Linked DNA regions of Homo sapiens: regions 1 and 2 are each linked to region 3. A link is a contact called in ENCODE Hi-C data. All regions are on one chromosome and are shown on one strand. Each heading gives the region's core, a stretch centred on a gene start or an enhancer-like site at or near the end of the contact. The rest is flanking DNA. Distances are from core to core; before and after follow the strand shown. Region 1 holds the start of UBE2E2-DT (UBE2E2 divergent transcript). Region 2 holds the start of TGFBR2 (transforming growth factor beta receptor 2). Region 3 holds the start of SLC4A7 (solute carrier family 4 member 7).

Region 1 (2,700 bases), core at 53-2,552, 4.3 Mb before region 3:
GAGATAATTATTGAGAGATGATGCCTTAGACCAGGACATTAGCAGTGGGGAGGGGAGTGAGACGGAGTGGACATTTTCACCATATATTTGTGAAAACAGAGTCAACAGAATTTGCTGACGAATGTGATGCTGAGTGTACAACAGAGAAGGTTCAGACATAGGGAAGTTCTGAGGACAAGGATTTTTTTCTTTTATTCAATGTCATATATCTACCACCTAGACAGTGCCTGGTATCAATAAATATTCCTTGAATAAATGAAAAGGGTAACTGATTTGTATTAAACCCATTTTGAACTTAGTAAATAGCAGTTAAAACATCTACAGTCAAATGAAGTACTGTAGCAACCATAATTTCAGCAATTAAGCAGTGAAAGATCTTCCAATCCTTTCCTCCACAAAGATAGAAGTTAATTTTGCTGCATCCCTGGACACCCCGTTGCCAACGACCCAGCATTCCGTTGGTAAGTGAGGCTGGAGGTTGGAGTGGGAGAAATTTCGTGGAAGCTAAGTTCGCAAAGCAGGTACGTTTTTTTTTTTTTTTTAAACGGTTATTTGGGATGAGGAGTACAACGGAACCTAATGTTCCCTCATGCCACCTACAGCACTGCTACTGTTCCCATATCCTTCAACTGGGCATGAAGGCAGCTTCCCACTCACTCTGACAGTGGTGCACCCTGTACCCCCACCCCTCTCTTCAATACCCCAGGGCTAAACGGCCCGAAGCTCCTCTCTACCGGCTGGTGCGCATTCTGGGCCAGGGCGAGCCAAAAGGCAGAAGGGCCTTCGTGCTGCAGTGTCTGGTGAAGACTCAGGCTTAGCCTGGAAGAAGTTTCCAGGCCAACGTGAAGTTTTCCTGTCTTGGGTACATGCGAGCCCCACGCGTCTGCGAGTTTGGGTTAGTGTGTCAACAGGGTCAGTCCCCGTATCTACTTTGCGAAAGCTTCGAGGCGAGCGTGAAGTCAAGGGCTGCGGTGGATGGGGGTAAAAGGCCTCCTCGTCCCACTGCCTGCACCGTCTTGGGGTAACCCCTAACCCCCAGCCGGCGTTTCCCTTTAATGCGCGTGCCCGGCAAGGTCCTCGCGTCCCCTCCCCTCAAGCCACCCCGTCAGCCTCGGTTTCCCCCACTTCTCCCCGTCCTTGTCGTTCCTTCCCCGTGGGACGCCCCTCGCTCACCCCCGTCAGAGCCCAGTCTGCGCGCGGGACCCAGCTGTCACTTTACTTTTCCTCGCCGCCTCCCCACCCCCTCTCCCGACCGGCGGGGCAGCCCGCCCGGGCGCGCTCCCGCCCCCGCCCCCTCGCGGCCGCGCGCCGGAGGAGGAGGGGCGGGGGGAGGAGGGAGGCGCGCGGCGCCGCATGGCCGACGTGGGGCTCGCGCTCTCGCGGTCTCTCCCGGGCGGGCGCGCAGGCACGCGCACTCGCGGGTGCGCGCGCGGACGGCCGGGCGGCGGCGGCTCCCGGAGGTGGTGGCTTCACTTTCCAGGACTCAGGGGCAGCCACAGCGACAGCCGCGGGCAGCAGCCTCAGGAGCCGGAGCTGGAACGGCCGGGGGCGGCGGCAGCGGCGGCGCTGAGGGTGAGTCCGGGCGGGCGCGAGCGCGGCGGGGACAGGCGTGGTCGGGTGCGTGGTGCGTGGGTCCGGCTTTCGGTGACTAGACGGTCCGCAGGGGACATCCCGTCCCTGGGGCCTCCCCAGTCTCCCTCCCCCTCGCGCCTGGGCAGCTCTCTCCCAGGGCTTCGGCTCGAGCCTGCGACCTGCACGGACACCCCCCCCTCAGGTATTCGCTCGGGCCGCGCCGGTGCCTCCCCTCCTCGGGCGTCCTCCCTCTCGCTGACGTCCTCCTCACTCCCCCGACCTCCCCTCCGCGTCGCAGGTCTCTGCTTACACCGCTCGTGCCCTAGTTCCCTCCTTCCTCGCTCCCCGTGCCCGGTTCCCTACGCCCCCTCCCGCGAGCCTCCTGCCCCCGTTTCTCGCCCTTTCTACCCCTCCCCCTTCTTCCCATCCCCCCCTTCTGCCTCTTCTCTCCCTGTCCTCCTTCTACCCCCTTCCGTTCTCAGTTCCCCATCCTTCTCAACCCTCCCAGCGCTTTCCTTCTCCTAGCCGCATCCTGGAACTAAGTCTTTTCAAAAGTACAGGATAAATGTCACGGTGGAAAGTGCCCGGCTTGATCTTTTGCTATTTTCCCTAATTGCATAATTGCTGCACATGGTGTGTCTCCTGGCGAGTGCCGGGTTTGGCTCCTTCGCCGCCGCACCCCGGTGGCCCGCCCGGAGAAGACCTTGTGGGGTATATTTGTGTGTGTCCTGGTGAGGGGTGTGTGTTGTATTGGTCTTTTGTGATGCCTGGCGCTTGTCACAGTTTGGAACCGAAGCCCATTTTTCTCTGGTCTCTTCTCTGCAGCCCCCACTGGCCTGGTTTGAAACTGGATTCCCTCTGTCCTCTCCCCCTTCCCGCCCACCCCACTTCTCCCCCTCTTTTCTCCGATCTCTCTCATAATGTTTTGATCTTTTTGCCCTTTACCATTTCTAATGAAGATAAAGCGTGGCTTCTTGTGGCTTTTTTCCCCCACGACCAACCAGAAATGTCCAATCCATCTTCCCTTAAGGAAATTAAGGCTGCTTTAGAAAGACATCATCCTGTGCTCGGTGGCTGTTAGACCCATTTGCATGTTTTCAAGATTCATCGTTTTGTATTGTGTATTCT
Region 2 (2,700 bases), core at 84-2,583, 3.1 Mb after region 3:
TCCAGAGGCAGCTTGGGTGCTAGGTGGAGCATGAGTTAAAATTCCAGGATGAAGCAAATGAACACTTAGAATGACAGGAAAGATTTGGGAGTTGGGTTTGGGGGAGGGCTATTTACCTTTATTCCCTGGAGACCCTGGCACAAACCCTTGCCTCTGCAATCTTCCTCTCAGGTAAAGGAATTCATTAAATGAATTGCTAGAAGATCTACTGACCAGAGGGCTGTACAGAATCATATCTTTGAGAGTGGGAAGTAGGTTGATCACATAGTTTATTATCCAATCAGGACATATCTGAAAGAGAAAGGGGGTTCTATTAATATTTAAACTACAAAACATGTACACCAGGAATGTCTTGGGCAAATCTGGTTGCCCTAGCAAGAAAGGAAATTTGAAAGTTTATACTGTTCTGCTCCCATGTTACCCCGTTTGCACATGAGAGGGTAAGTATTCTCTTTCTTCACCTGCATTAAGGGAATAAAAGCACAAGCATTCAGGTGACTCCCAACCCACTTTTAATTTTACAGTTTCTGCTATACTCTATACATTCTGAAAATTACATTTCCCACCACTATCACTTCGTGATAGGTGATCATTTACAATTACTCACTGACTCAGTCCCGGGAAGAGGCGGTGCAAAATGGGACGCTCTATCCAGGTGCTCATTAGAAATGCAGAATCTCTGCCTGCCTCCTAGACCTACTGAATTAGAATCTGCATTTTTAAATAAGATTTCCAGGTGATCAATATGTACATTAAAACTTGAGAAAAACCTCTAGACTTCGACCTAAAGAAAAACATTTTACAACTTGACAGTGTATGCACATACATACATGCATATAGACACAACTGAAGCACAAATTTAATGAAGTAGAATTTACCGTTACTATTTTATTTGGGAAAGAAATGTGCTCGCGACTCAATAGATTGGAGTATTCACTCCTGGATCTCAACTTGCAATTTGAAAACGCATCTCTAAAGCACCTAGGAGCAATCTGAAGAAAGCTGAGGGGAGGCGGCAGATGTTCTGATCTACTAGGGAAAACGTGGACGTTTTCTGTTGTTACTTTGTGAACTGTGTGCACTTAGTCATTCTTGAGTAAATACTTGGAGCGAGGAACTCCTGAGTGGTGTGGGAGGGCGGTGAGGGGCAGCTGAAAGTCGGCCAAAGCTCTCGGAGGGGCTGGTCTAGGAAACATGATTGGCAGCTACGAGAGAGCTAGGGGCTGGACGTCGAGGAGAGGGAGAAGGCTCTCGGGCGGAGAGAGGTCCTGCCCAGCTGTTGGCGAGGAGTTTCCTGTTTCCCCCGCAGCGCTGAGTTGAAGTTGAGTGAGTCACTCGCGCGCACGGAGCGACGACACCCCCGCGCGTGCACCCGCTCGGGACAGGAGCCGGACTCCTGTGCAGCTTCCCTCGGCCGCCGGGGGCCTCCCCGCGCCTCGCCGGCCTCCAGGCCCCCTCCTGGCTGGCGAGCGGGCGCCACATCTGGCCCGCACATCTGCGCTGCCGGCCCGGCGCGGGGTCCGGAGAGGGCGCGGCGCGGAGGCGCAGCCAGGGGTCCGGGAAGGCGCCGTCCGCTGCGCTGGGGGCTCGGTCTATGACGAGCAGCGGGGTCTGCCATGGGTCGGGGGCTGCTCAGGGGCCTGTGGCCGCTGCACATCGTCCTGTGGACGCGTATCGCCAGCACGATCCCACCGCACGTTCAGAAGTCGGGTGAGTGGTCCCCAGCCCGGGCTCGGCGGGGCGCCGGGGGTCTTCCTGGGGTCCCCGCCTCTCCGCTGCGCTTGACAGTCGGGCCCGGCAACCCGGCCCCCGGGCGGAAACGAGGAAAGTTTCCCCCGCGACACTCACGCAGCCCGACTCCCGTAGCTGCAGGGATTGTGAGTTTTTCTTGAAAAAGAGAAGGAAAGTTCAGTTGCAAGGGGCGCGGGGCACGTTTGGTCCCCTTTGTGCGAGCAGGAAAGGCGTTGTGTTGGCCGCGTTCGAGGCGAGCCCCCACCCCCGGAAAGGGAAGTTTGAGAAGTTGGTTATCTGAAGGCGGCCGGGGAGCAGCGGCCCGGAGCGGCAGCCTGAGCTGCCAAAGCAGCCAGCGCACCTGGGCCACTCCGCCCATGGCGATGCCGCGTGCCCACCCAGCTCTTTCTGAGCCACCCGTTCAAAAGGCCAGCTCCTCAGTCCTTAGCTCCTGGAGACGGCCACGCTTTCCCTCAGGCCGGCTTCTTGGCCCGGAGTTTTTGGAAACAAGTTTCAAGAAAATAATCGATTTCCAAAAGAAAGTTAGCTGGCTCCACTGACGCCTTGGCATGGATGGATAGGGAGTGGAGATGCTCAGGTGAAACCGAGAATCCCTCACTGAATGCCTACTGGGTGCTAGAGGCTGTAGATTTTGCCTGGAACAAGATAGTCCTGTCTTCAGGGAGTTGATGGTTCTATGCAATTATCGTTTGTTGGAAACCGAAGGGTTAAAATCCTAACTAGGCTACCCACCTGATCGCTGTCTCTGAAGGTTTTTAAGGAAAAAATAAAAATAAAAAAATATATATATATATTATATATATATAAATATATATATAATTATATATATAAATATATATAATATTAATATATATATGCATGCAGGAATGGGGGTTCTTAACTATTTGTTATGGAAAGTGTAAAACCTCTGAGACTTCAAAAGTTAGATTTTTTTTTTTTGGAGACGGA
Region 3 (2,700 bases), core at 132-2,631:
AAAGACAACTCTTGAATAAAAACATAGGAGAAGTAATTTTCCTCTTAGTTGTGAAAGACCGGACAATTTTCCCTGCAACCTTCCCGCCTTTGCTGGTTGCATAGTAAAAATTAGAAGTAGGAAAATTTAGAATACTTCCATCTCCTTTGAGTCACGAACTTGGAAAGGAGAAAGAGACAACTGCGGGGACGCATGTGCTCTAAAGAAAGCAGGAAGTCCGCTTCTTGAGCATGGGCCGTTCACCCATCATCACAAATGGGAACACCGGCCTTAAGTCCATCCCCATTCTCTTCTAACCCTGAAATCAAAGCCAGTCTCAGTAGGAAACGCGATCTTGCTAGCTGAGTTAGAGAAGGAGCACCAGACAGCTCAGGACACCCTCCTCCTTCTACTTGGCCTGCGGCAGGAGGATACTCCCCGGGTCCCAGCCAGTGGAGAAGGCGGACCCGGCAGGCAACAGCGAAAGAGCCTTGGCCGGGAAGGAGCGCGGCCAGTCCACGCGGCCGGAGAACTCACCGAACAAAGCGCACCGCGGAGCGGGAGGGGACACTCGGAAAGAGGGGGAAAGATTCAACCAGCTCTTCACCACTGCCTGGGGCTAGAGACAGGTGGAGCCGCCGTCCTCCTTAGAAGGAGAAGAAAGATAGGTTTTCGAGGGCTAATCTGAAACTCCTGCGCCAAGGCAACCGGAACCGGGACCCCGCCTGGGGAGCGCGCTAAGAAACAGGGGAGGCGAGCGCTGAGGGAAGGGATGGATGGTCGGGGTCACAGGCGGCCTCTGCGGGGATGTCGGGGTCCCGCCTGAGCCGCGCAGAGGATGCCCGCGGCGCGCCGCCGGCCGCCCCGACTCGGGCCTCCCGAGCGCAGCCGCTGGCCCCCTCCCACCCGCGCCCCAGGCCGCCACACAAAGGGGATGGCGAGGCGCGCCGGCCGCCGGGAGGTGGAGGGGCGACGGGCCTGGGACGAGGTGGCCGAGCCGCGACGCCCGCCGCGCCCCCCGCCTTTGTCTGCCTCGCCCCGCGCCCTCCCCCTGCGGAGGAGCCCCACCGCCGCGGCGCCCTCACCCTGCTCGTTACCCGGGTGAGTAGCGGTCTCATCTGCTCGCCGGCCCCATCAGCCTCCATGGCCGGCCGGCCAGCCCGTGACGGCCGCTACGGTACTGCCCCGCGCGGTCTGCCTGCTTCTGCCGCTGCCCCTGCCGCCGCCGCCGAGCCCCCGGCGCGCGAGGACAAACGTGGGTGCGTCCGTGCGCGAGGTGTGCGCGCGTGGGGAGAGCCGGGCGCCGGGCGCGGGAGACGCGGGGCGTGCGTGTGCGCGCTGCGACTGCTGGGCTGGCTTTAGTAGGAGAGCGAGGCCGCGGCGTGGAACCTGAAGCTAGAACTGAGCGAACCGGCGGACCGAGCGGGAAGGAGGAGAGCCGCGTAGGAGGAGGGGTTCGGGGGCGGAGCCGCAAACCGTGACGAGCCCGGCGCCGGGGCCAGGCAAGACACGCCCCCCCGCCCCGCCTCCTCGGGTCACGCCCCCTGCCAGTCTGGCACCGCCAGCCTCCTCAGCGCGCCCGCGGGCCGCGCCGCTAGGCCACCGGGAGATGGGGCGGGAGGGAGGCGGGACGGACATTTGTCCCAGCCAATCGGCGGCTGGCGGACTTCCGCTCGCCTCCCCCGTGCCACCTCCTCAGGACGCACCGCCCCTCTTTGTATAAGCTTAATTGACCGAAGCTGAGCGTCTAACTAGTTTTTCAAGTCGGAAGCTCCCCTGACGTTCTCAATGGGGTGGGGGGTCACCACCTCCCTTGGCTCCTAACTACATTCTTTAGAGGCTGCAGGGAAGGAGGACGCCACCTCTGTCAAGGACGCCCAGGATAACCCTCCGAAGCAACTAACGAGTCTTCACGACTCCTGGAAGTTTCTTTTCTGTCAATCCAGTAGGCACGAACCCCAACTCAGGGACCGTGAAAGATGGGGTACACTTGACCAGGTGTCCTCCTGTGCTTGCTCGCCCACTGAGCACCACGACAGCTGCCACTTTTTTTTTTTTTTTTTTTTTTTTTGAGACAGAGTCTTGCACCAGCCCAGGTTGGAGTGCAATGGCATGATCTCGGCTCACTGCAACCTCCGCTGCCTGGGTTCAAGCTATTCTCCTGCCTCAGCCTCCTGAGTAGCTGGGACTACAGACGCGCGCCACCACGCCCGGCAACTTTTTGTATTTTTAGTAGAGACGGGGTTTCACCATGTTGGTTAGGCTGGTCTCGAACTCCTGAGCTAAGGTGATCCACCAGCCTCAGCCTCCCAAAGTGCTGGGATTACAGGCATGAGCCACCACACCCGGCCAGCTGCCACATTATTGAGTCCACCCTGTAGGCCGTCTCTCAAATATCCCTTCTGTAACGGGATGATTGTAATACCTGCCATGCAGGCTCATTGAAGGATTAAGGGGATTTATATTCATAAAAGTGCCTGGCACATAGCATGCTGATAATTTTCATTATTGTTAACAGGTTTCTCTTGAGTGTTTCATAAAGATGAGAAATTTGGCCGGGCGCGGTGGCTTACGCCTGTAATTACAGCAGTTTGGGAGGCCGAGGCGGGCGGATCACCTGAGATCAGGAGTTCGAGACCAGCCTGACCAACATGACGAAACCCCGTGTCTACTAAAAATACAAAAATTAGCCAGGCATGGTGGCAGGCACCTGTAATCCCA

What was found. Hi-C counts contacts between places; a loop is a spot of excess contacts on that map. Pooled maps may share reads with other maps.
Region 1: a loop to region 3 is called in a map of B cell, with 10 times the contacts of the local background. The contact joins the promoter of UBE2E2-DT here to the promoter of SLC4A7 in region 3. A Hi-C loop is called at or near these places in 2 of 168 maps with a recorded cell type or tissue (B cell and naive thymus-derived CD4-positive, alpha-beta T cell) and 5 of 50 pooled maps.
Region 2: a loop to region 3 is called in a pooled map, with 10 times the contacts of the local background. The contact joins the promoter of TGFBR2 here to the promoter of SLC4A7 in region 3. A Hi-C loop is called at or near these places in 7 of 50 pooled maps.

What each region holds. Positions count from the first base shown.
Region 1 is chr3:23,201,691-23,204,390 of GRCh38, forward strand. It overlaps UBE2E2-DT (UBE2E2 divergent transcript), which reads right to left and starts at 1,303. Exons shown (of 2, transcript NR_136176.1): 1 at 1,174-1,303. UBE2E2 (ubiquitin conjugating enzyme E2 E2) reads left to right here and starts at 1,637. Exons shown (of 6, transcript NM_152653.4): 1 at 1,637-1,774. RefSeq lists enhancers at 310-1,285, 698-757 and a silencer at 1,108-1,797.
Region 2 is chr3:30,605,268-30,607,967 of GRCh38, forward strand. TGFBR2 (transforming growth factor beta receptor 2) reads left to right here and starts at 1,334. Exons shown (of 7, transcript NM_003242.6): 1 at 1,334-1,710. The coding sequence starts at 1,617. LOC105377015 (translation initiation factor IF-2-like) reads right to left here and starts at 1,657. Exons shown (of 2, transcript XM_047449400.1): 1 at 879-1,657; 2 at 1-291. The coding sequence starts at 1,657. The coding sequence ends at 1,217. RefSeq lists a silencer at 1,408-1,507.
Region 3 is chr3:27,483,003-27,485,702 of GRCh38, forward strand. SLC4A7 (solute carrier family 4 member 7) reads right to left here and starts at 1,382. Exons shown (of 26, transcript NM_001321103.2): 1 at 1,065-1,382. The coding sequence starts at 1,124. RefSeq lists enhancers at 121-180, 341-550, 581-640, 656-1,432, 1,911-2,040 and silencers at 811-880, 911-1,270, 1,301-1,780.